2 separate regions of the Homo sapiens genome follow, and region 2 is linked to region 1. A link is an interaction called in ENCODE POLR2A ChIA-PET data of the cell type or tissue named here. Cell type or tissue: B cell. All regions are shown on one strand. Each heading gives the region's core, and the rest is flanking DNA. Links, peaks and the distances in the headings are about the cores only. Region 1 has its middle 83 kb from the start of KRAS. Region 2 overlaps IRAG2 (inositol 1,4,5-triphosphate receptor associated 2).

Evidence for each region. ChIA-PET counts read pairs that join two places held together with the same protein. Peaks named below come from ENCODE experiments on the same cell type or tissue, not always from the same donor. Only the 100,000 strongest peaks of a DNase experiment are listed, where the experiment ranks them.
Region 2: POLR2A ChIA-PET joins it to region 1 with 8 read pairs; 1 of 35 experiments calls an interaction of 5 or more read pairs at or near these places.

The regions. Positions count from the first base shown.
Region 1 is chr12:25,332,209-25,336,607 of GRCh38, reverse strand. No RefSeq gene overlaps it. Among named protein-coding and RNA genes, the nearest start is that of KRAS, 83 kb to the right of the region's middle. In B cell, for the core only: no CTCF peak of the experiment used is centred there; a DNase peak (open chromatin) is centred at 2,577; H3K27ac peaks cover 365 bases.
Region 2 is chr12:25,097,132-25,101,530 of GRCh38, reverse strand. It overlaps IRAG2 (inositol 1,4,5-triphosphate receptor associated 2), which reads right to left. Exons shown (of 22, transcript NM_001366544.2): 16 at 206-353. Among named protein-coding and RNA genes, the nearest start is that of IRAG2, 47 kb to the right of the region's middle. In B cell, for the core only: no CTCF peak of the experiment used is centred there; no DNase peak of the experiment used is centred there; H3K27ac peaks cover 3,178 bases.

The sequences.
Region 1 (4,399 bases), core at 262-4,261:
CAAAGGCCATCCAACCTCAGTTAAAGATTTTCCTAGAATATTCTCTGCCTCCAAAGCTTAACCTAACAAGCTCCATCTTACTCAGATTCTCAGCTCAAGCATCACCTTCTCAGAAAGGAGTTCCGAGACTGCACGATCTAGAAAAAGTAGCCACCAGCACCACCTATCCCAGCTCTACCCATTCATCTCTATCTCATCACCTTGTTGTCTTTTATTCGTAGTACTTTTCACTATATGAAGTTATAGCATGTGCTTAGAACTGTGTCTGAAACAGAAAGTGCTTAATAATTAGCTGTTGAACCAATGTACATGGAGTGTTTGGATCCCTCAAAACTCTTCTCCCTCCCATCCTGACCTAAAAAAGTTCTAGAGAGTTCTATTGTTAAAGTCATTCCTTTTAGTAAAGTTATAAATATTCAAGAAATCTGATTATAAAGCAAATGTGATATTTGGACAAAGATAACATTAGCCGAGGGGTACCCATTAACACCTTGATAAATGCCACTTTTCCTGATGAGCGATTTTTATCTAATTAGAAAAAACAAAGCCCTGAGTGATGGGGAGAAGTTGGCTAGATGGCTTAGAGTAAGACTGGTGGAGTTCAGAGCAGCGACTGTGAAAGTGAGAATCCCAAGAAGCTAGTTTCCTGGACCTGAATGTGAGAAGGGGCAGGGGCATTAAATGGCTGAGTTTGACCTCTCTAACCTTTTGTCTAGGATTTGACCAAGCCCAGTGGCTACTTATCCTCCCTTCTCTTCCCTGTGCCTTCACCCTGTGATTTTCTCATCACCTTTTACATTCATCTACTAAGAAAGAATGCTTTCTATGCATTTTAGTTTCTTTTTCCTTCCAAAAAGGATCATCCAGTATATTATTTGTATAATGCAATCTTAGATCTACAAATTTTTCTAATGTCGACCTACAATTTTCTTGCTGTAGCTCATTCTGCCTTTGCACTATCTGTAAAGGAAAGAAAATGTCTGTTTAGTATATACTTCATAGAATATCTCTTCCTATATTTAAAGATCCTTAAATTCTACACTTCATAGGTCAGCTGAAGAATTTTTAAAATAAGCTTTATTTGCTTTATAAGGGGGCCAGTTATTGGAAGAACTTCAACCAGTATTTAAAAGCCAACTTTAGTCAAACCACTTTGTCTAGACACTTCACCTCAGTTTTCTGCAGTTTAAATATCCCACATCTTTAAGCCTTTCCCTATGGGGCCTCTTTCACAGAACTTTAATTAGTTTTGTGGTTCTTTCATAAAGTCATCTCAATTCTTTTTTCCCCCTCTGGTAATGAAAGCTTTTTTCCTCTAATATAAAAGCTTTCCAACCAATGGATTTCGTTTGAATCTCTGGATATCCAAAGCATGCATTTATATCCTCACTGAAGAAAATTATATAACTTTCTATTTTTCTTCTATGTACCTTTAAGTGATTTATTTTTTCGCCTATAATTTTATTATGCTAATCAGCTCATAAACATGGTCAGAGTGTGTGCCCTAGACCTAGACTATTCAAAATTCAGTAAGAAGAGAAAAGAGAGAGAGAGAGACAGAGACAGAGAGATTAGAAAGAAATATTTAAAATGTGTTGTTAGGATAACTTTGTGATTACTCAGGGATAGAGAATTTAAAATTTCAAATATAGACAGCCTAATAGGTACTAAAAGCCTAGAATTGTGCATTTATATTAATTCTAAGTGAGTATTTTTTTTGGCGTCTTTGAAAGAGAATTTTCTGTGTAAAAATGATTATTTTGAACTTTTAAATTAAAATGACAAGTTCTAAACAGTAGCTCTTCATTAAGGTGTTAAATTCAAAGAATTATTCAAAAGTCCAGTAATTAATAACAATTATATTTAGGGGCCATCAATTATGTTTAATCTCATTTAAAGATAAAGGGGCTCCTTCGAATACCTTAAACTCTATAGATTTAAACATTCATTTTCTTTTCAACACTGTAATTGTCTGTTCTAACAAACAAACTTTCCTGGTACCAAATAAACCATGACTCTAATAAGCTTATAAATACAATGAGCTTTAGGATCTTTTCACTATTTTAATACATAGATCAGCTCAATAAAATTTCAACTTAAATCAAAAGTCTAAATCCATTACGTATAACATACATGTTTAAAATAGAAACTAAGAACTGATCTGTTAACTGTAATAGGCTAAATTATAAACATTGAAAGTACACATGGTGAAACCCTGTCTCTACTAAAAAATACAAAAATTAGCTGGGCATGGTGGTGGACTCTTGTAATCCCAGCCACTCGGGAAGCTGAGGCATGAGAATCACTTGAACCTGGGAGGTGGAGACTGCAGTGAGCTGAGATTGTGCCACTGCACTCCAGCCTGGGCGACAGAGTGAGACTGTCTCAAAAAAAAAAAAAAAAAGGAAGAAAAAGAAAGAACCAAAAATACTAAGCATACATAGATTTCCTAACACAAAATATGTTAATACCATGAAAAACTTTCTAAATCTTCGTAGAGTTGGAAGAGGCTTAGTCATCAAGGAAGTGATGATGTCATCCTTCACAGTTTGGAGGATTACCTCCCTGTGTAATTTATGGATTGACTTGCTGAAGCTTTGTGGGTGCCAGGTGATACAGGCTGAGACGACACTCGATCGGTGTTTATGACACTGAAAGGGCATACTGGCGTATTGAGCCCTATTTATAGCCTGAAACAGAGATTTCATCATTTGAAACAAAAGTCCTTAGATGTGAGTCATCTTATTACCTAATTTTCAAATCATATTGGGATCTGTAACACTCACTTTTGAAGCTTTCTCATTTGAGTGGATTGGATTTTATATTTCTTTGGCTTCTGAGATGTTCAAATGGCTTTTTTTTTTTTTTTTTTTTTTTTGAGACTGAGTTTTGTTCTTGTTGCCCAGGCTGAAGTGCAATGGCATGATCTTGGCTCACTGCAGCCTCCACCTCCCAGGTTCAAGTGATCTCCTGCCTCAGCCTCCCAAGTAGCTGGGATTACAGGAATGTGCCATCATGCCTGGCTAATTTTGTATTTTTAGTAGAGATGGGGCTTCACCATGTTGGCCAGGCCAGGCTTGAACTCCTAACCTCAGGTGATCTGCCCACCTTGGCCTCCCAAAGTGTTGGGATTACAGGCGTGAGCCACAGCACCCAGCCATTTAAATGTCTTTTTAGTCAAACTCCTGAATTCTTTACATGTACTTTTAAGTTTTAGAACAACGCAACTACTATAGATAATAAATTAATAATCCATTAAATTCTGGCTATGTCTTCTGATTTGTCTGATTATTTTACAAGTTCTAAGATCATCAAGCTGACACCTTGCACATCTCCTTCTAAAAATAAATCCTAAGGAAATATTCAGAGATGTGCAAAAGAATTCAACCACAGGGATTTCATCACAGTATTATTTTTAGTAGAAAATGACCTAAATGTCAAGCAAAATCTTTTGTTATTTTAAAATTCCATAAAGCTGGGAACCACAGTTTGTTCATTTTTGTTTCTTGTTTTGTCTAGGATTTACCTTATGGCATTGCACATAGAAGGTGCTCAATAAATGCTTATTAACGGAATAGGTAACTAAATAGTCTTGTGGACACCCCTCTGTAGCAACTGAGGCACTAGGAGTGTAGCTTGGGAGGGTTTTGTCTTTCAAAATCTCTCTGTGAGCCCTTCTTCAAAACGAATAGTTGATGTTTTTCAGGTCTTATGTCACATGCTTTACAAACTCACAGCTTTAATCCTCTCTTTGTAACAAGACATGACTTCTAAGCCCCTCTATGTAGAATTCTAGATCTGACACACCTCTGTAAGATGCAGTCTTGAAAAGAGGGAAGGAAAAGAAACTTCTTGATACCCTTTGTCACATTTGTTCTCTCACAGGAGAAAATGATGTGGAAAGGAGAATGGACCCCAAGCCAGCTAAGAGATAAATGCCTCTGCTCTGTTAACAATCATGTCAAATTCTTACATTTTCCAAAGTTTGTGCAATAGACATGTATTCCTTTTGGAATAAAGAAACATAGTGCTTTAAAAACTATGCTTAACTAATTCTATAATCTGCTTTCAATTTTTACTTATTCAATTTATTTATTTTCTGCCAGTGATCTAAAAGCTTTCGTTGTGCATTGTTCAATGGACACCTTAATACAGTTGCACACCTGGGCAGAGTGCTGAAACTCACTGTCATTGCAAACTTGACTTATACCATACTAAGAGTGAAACTGCTAACTCAAGAGTAAAAGACAGAAAATAGTCCAGAAGACAGCCCAAAGCTTCAATGACAGGGCTGGTCTGATTCTTGCAGGCTCTGCTCCCGTCCTCAGAGTGGAAAAATTCACAGGTTTGCAAATTCAAGGTCTTTCCCAAGGCTTCTAGTAAACAATTACAAAGTTCT
Region 2 (4,399 bases), core at 147-4,146, 230 kb after region 1:
GGTGTCATTACTAAAGAATCCTTCATGTGTCCCAACCTGTTTTCTGACACCTCACTTTTAGCTATATAAATAACAGGAATGAATTATTTTTCTAATATAAAGTTAACCTAAGAGTTTTATTATACTGAAGTAATAATAAGACTTAGCAAAAAAGAGGAGAATGTAGAAAAACACAACTAATACTATTATCATAAACTTTTATTACCATCATCTTCAAGAGGATTGAAAGACCTTTCATTCTGCAGAAGAACCTGTTTCAGTTCTTCTAATTCAGCGTGCTCTTTGGCATACATCCTCTTCAAGTTTTCTACGTGCTGAATCATCACTTCAACTGCTTTACTAACCCGGCTTTCCTAGCAAGAGAAAAAACGAGCACATTTACATTGAAAATACTACTCTCAATTAAAAGATGGTGATTAAACACATTTACCTTCACTCCATTCCTAAATCCCACTAAAGTGGCAATAAATGTTTTTTTTTTAAAAAGACATGCATCTACAGGGGCAAACAGAAGAGAATATGACAACAAGACTTTGAAAGCTGGATAGAAGGACTAGTGGCAAATGACTAAGACCTGGAAAAGCTGAACCCTAAAAAAGGCAGTAAGAAAAGCCTAGAAGCAACCTACACTGCACCTCAGTAAGGTTGATGGTGGGTATGTGAACAGAAGAAATGGTTGAAAGTCTGTGTAAAAAAAAAAAAAAAGATTAGGTCCAGAGACTCCTTCCTTACTGTGGCCAGCACAGCAATTTTCCCTCCACTATTTTGGTGAAAGACTACATACAGTTGGATATCTAGAGAGAGTTAACTTGAGGTTCTGTGGATTGGGAAAGAACAGATAGTTGATGATGGATCTATCATGCTGAAAACAACAGATTTAAGCAACAACTTATATGCATATTGAATATTGAGATCCAGCCTTATTCCTCCTTCCAGCCTCCAAACACTGGCAGCCAGAGTTACACCCTCAAGGCAGGCAGTTGGAAGGTTTTTCTCTGGGGATTCTAATATTCTAAGATAAAAGTCCTATAACTAATGACATTAGGAGTACCCCAGTGAAACATCTGGAATGTTCATAGTCCTATGAATATTTGTGTACAAGTATCTGAGTGCCTGTTTTCAATTCTTCTGGGTATACATCTAGGAATGAAATTGCTGAGTCATATGGTAATTCTATGTTTAACTTTTAAGGATCCACCAAACTGTTTTCCACGGTGGCTGGACCATTTCACATCTCCCAGCAACGTACAGTGTTTGCAATCTCCCCACATCCTCACCAACACTATTCCTTCTTTGCTTCCTCCCTCCCTCCTTCCTTCCTTTCCAACTTCCTTACTTCCTTTCTTCTTTCACCATAGCCATCCTCGTGGGTGTGAAGTGGTATCTCATTGTGGTTTTGATTTGTATTTCCCTAATACATTTAAGGATGTTAAATATCTTTTTACCTGCTTATTGACCATTTGTGTATCTTCTTTGAAGAAATGTCTATTGAAGTCTTTTGCCCATTTTTTTTTTTTTTTTTTTTTTTTTCAGATGGAGTCTCACTCTTGTTGCCCAGGCTGGAGTGCAATGGCACGATCTCGGCTCATTGCAACCTCTGCCTCCCGGGTTCAAGTGAGTCTCCTGCCTCAGTCTCCCGAGTAGCTGGGATTATAGGCACGTGCCACCACACCTGGCTAATTTTTGTATTTTTAGTAGAGACGGGGTTTTACCACGTTGGCCAGGCTGGTCTCAAACTCCTGACCTCATGATCTGCCCATCTTGGCCTCCCAAGGTGCTAGGATTACAGGCGTGAGTCACCGCGCCCGGCCACACATCCTTTCAAACCACAGTAAGACATTGGGTTTTACCCCAAGTAAACTGAGGAGCTTTAGGACGCTGAACCAAAAAGTAACACAATCTAATTTTAAAAGGATTACTCTGGCTCCTTTATTAAGAACAGACTATGTTGGGAGGAGGGATTGGAATTGGATGGAAGCAGGGAGACCATATAGGAACCTATTGCATTAATCTGGACAAAACAGAATGGAGGCTTAGATCAAGATGGTAACAGTAGAAAGGGAAATAAATGGTTGAATTCTGAATATATTCTGACAATTCAGCCAATAGGATTTTCTGTAGGATTTAATGTGAAGTGAGAGAGAAAGGTGTTGAGAATTACCCCAGCTCCCTCTGCCCCTATTTTGGCCTGAGCAACTAAAAGGACAGAGCTGCCCTTGAGTGAAGTAAGGAGCTTATGCATGGGGTAGGTTTGGTGGGGGGACCATGAACAGTCAGTTTTGAATGGTAGGTTTGAGTTTATCAAACATCCAAGTGGAACTGTTGAGTCAGCAGTAGCATACTCTGCTCTGGAGCTCAGGGGAGTGGGTTAGGCTAAACATATGAATTTGAGAGTCCTCAGGTGACTGCAAGGGATCACAGGGGGATTGCGTGCACATGGAGATCAGATGTGCACGAGTGGAGTCCTGGGGCTCTTCAATATTCAGAGGTCCAGGAGAAGGGGTAGAACTGCAGGAAGCCTAGAAGGAGCAGCCCGTGATGTAGAGAAAAGCTAGAGGACATGGTGCCTGGAAGCTAAGTGAGGAAAGCATTTCCAGGAAGAGGAAGACATCAGCCATGCCAGATGAGGACTGAGAAACTGAATTTGGTAATGTGGAGGTCACTAGTGACCTTGGAAAAATCTGCTTTGTGGAAGCAAAAGGCTGATACAGAGTGGGTTGGAGAGAACGTGGGAGGAGGGAGACTGAACACAGTGAGTACCATTCTGTCGAGGTTTGCTGTAAATGGGAGCAGAGAAACAGGGTGGTGGCCAGAAAAGAAAGGATAAAAAGTTATTTTGTTTGTGTTTGTTTTGTGTTATTATTCCCATCTAGAAAACAACATATTATTTGTGTGCTGATAGAAATGGTTCAGTAGAGTGGAGAAAATGTAAATGGAGAAAAGTCAGGAGAATTTGGTCCCATGACTCTGAGTAAATTAGTCGGGAAGGCTCCCATCTACAGTGGGGAAGGCTGGCCTTGGATAGGGTTAGAGACAACGCATCTTTAGGAACAAGAGCAAGGGAGTGTGTAAGGATTCACACGCTGGGAGGCTTTGTGGCAGTTTCCTTTGATTGTCCCAGTTTCCTCAGTGAGGTTGGAAGCAGTCATTACCTGTGTTTGAGAGAGAATATGGGGAAAGACATGACAGTGGTTTGAGGAGAAAGGAAAGGGTGGGAAATTGATATTTAAAAGAGAAGGAGGGTGATTGAGGGGAAGCCCCAAGGACCCGCTTGAGGTTTGTGATAATGAATTCAAAGAGAAACAGGTCAGCATGGGAATGTGACATTTTCCAGCTATGCAGGCATGAGAGGTGGAGAAGCGGATTTACTTGTAGATTCGCCAAATGAGTAAGACAAAGCAAGAAAGGGGTAAGTGATGAGGGGACATGCAAGGTAGTGAAAACTATGTTTAACTGTGGAGTATAAGCTTGGCCAGGAAAGCAGGATGGCCAACAGTAGCTTGAGGGACAGTGAAAAGGTGTGATGGGCCAGAGATTGATAAAAGAACTAAATATTTGTCTTCGTAGTGGAAGAGCAACAGATAATACCTAAAACTGAAAATAAATCACTAAATGGCAGCATGAGCATGTTATTGAAAAATGTGAATGCAAATACAAAACAAATAAGACAAAAAGTTGAAAGTTGTTTCTCTGGATCACGGGAAATTAGTAAGGCTTATAGAGCTGATTGACCTTTTAAAAAACTATGTGCATATATAACTTTAGTAAAAATGAAACAAAGAATAACAGTATTCTCTAGTGAGGGGTTAAAAAGGAACTAAGGTGTGAAAGTATATAACAAATGATCAAACTAAAATTACTACCACAATTAAATTTCTCCTTAAGAAAATATATTTTAACAAGTCTGCTTAGGTATAGATTTAAAAAATTCATATCTCCCCAGGTTTGCCCACAAAGAAATTTTGGAATTCTACTTCTCTAAGGACAAATACACACAGATGCATATACAAGGATATTTACTGGAGCATTGTTTATAACAGAAAAATACCAAAAACATCCTGAAATGATTGAATACAAGGAATTGGTTAAATAATTTATATCTACTCAACCAGTAGAATACCATAAAATGGTGACATGTGAGTATATAATTATATCACACAGAAAGTTACCTATGTTGTATGATGAATAAAAAGCAGATTATAACACTATATAAGGGATTATAAACACTATATTATAACACTATACATCTTGAAGAATATATCACAAAAATTTTATGATTGTCACTGGATCGTATTATATTTTTTTAACATTTTTTATTTGTATATTCCATTTTTTCTGTATTAAACACATATGTATTAAACGCATATGTCTTATACAACAAAAGTATTTTTTAAAACTT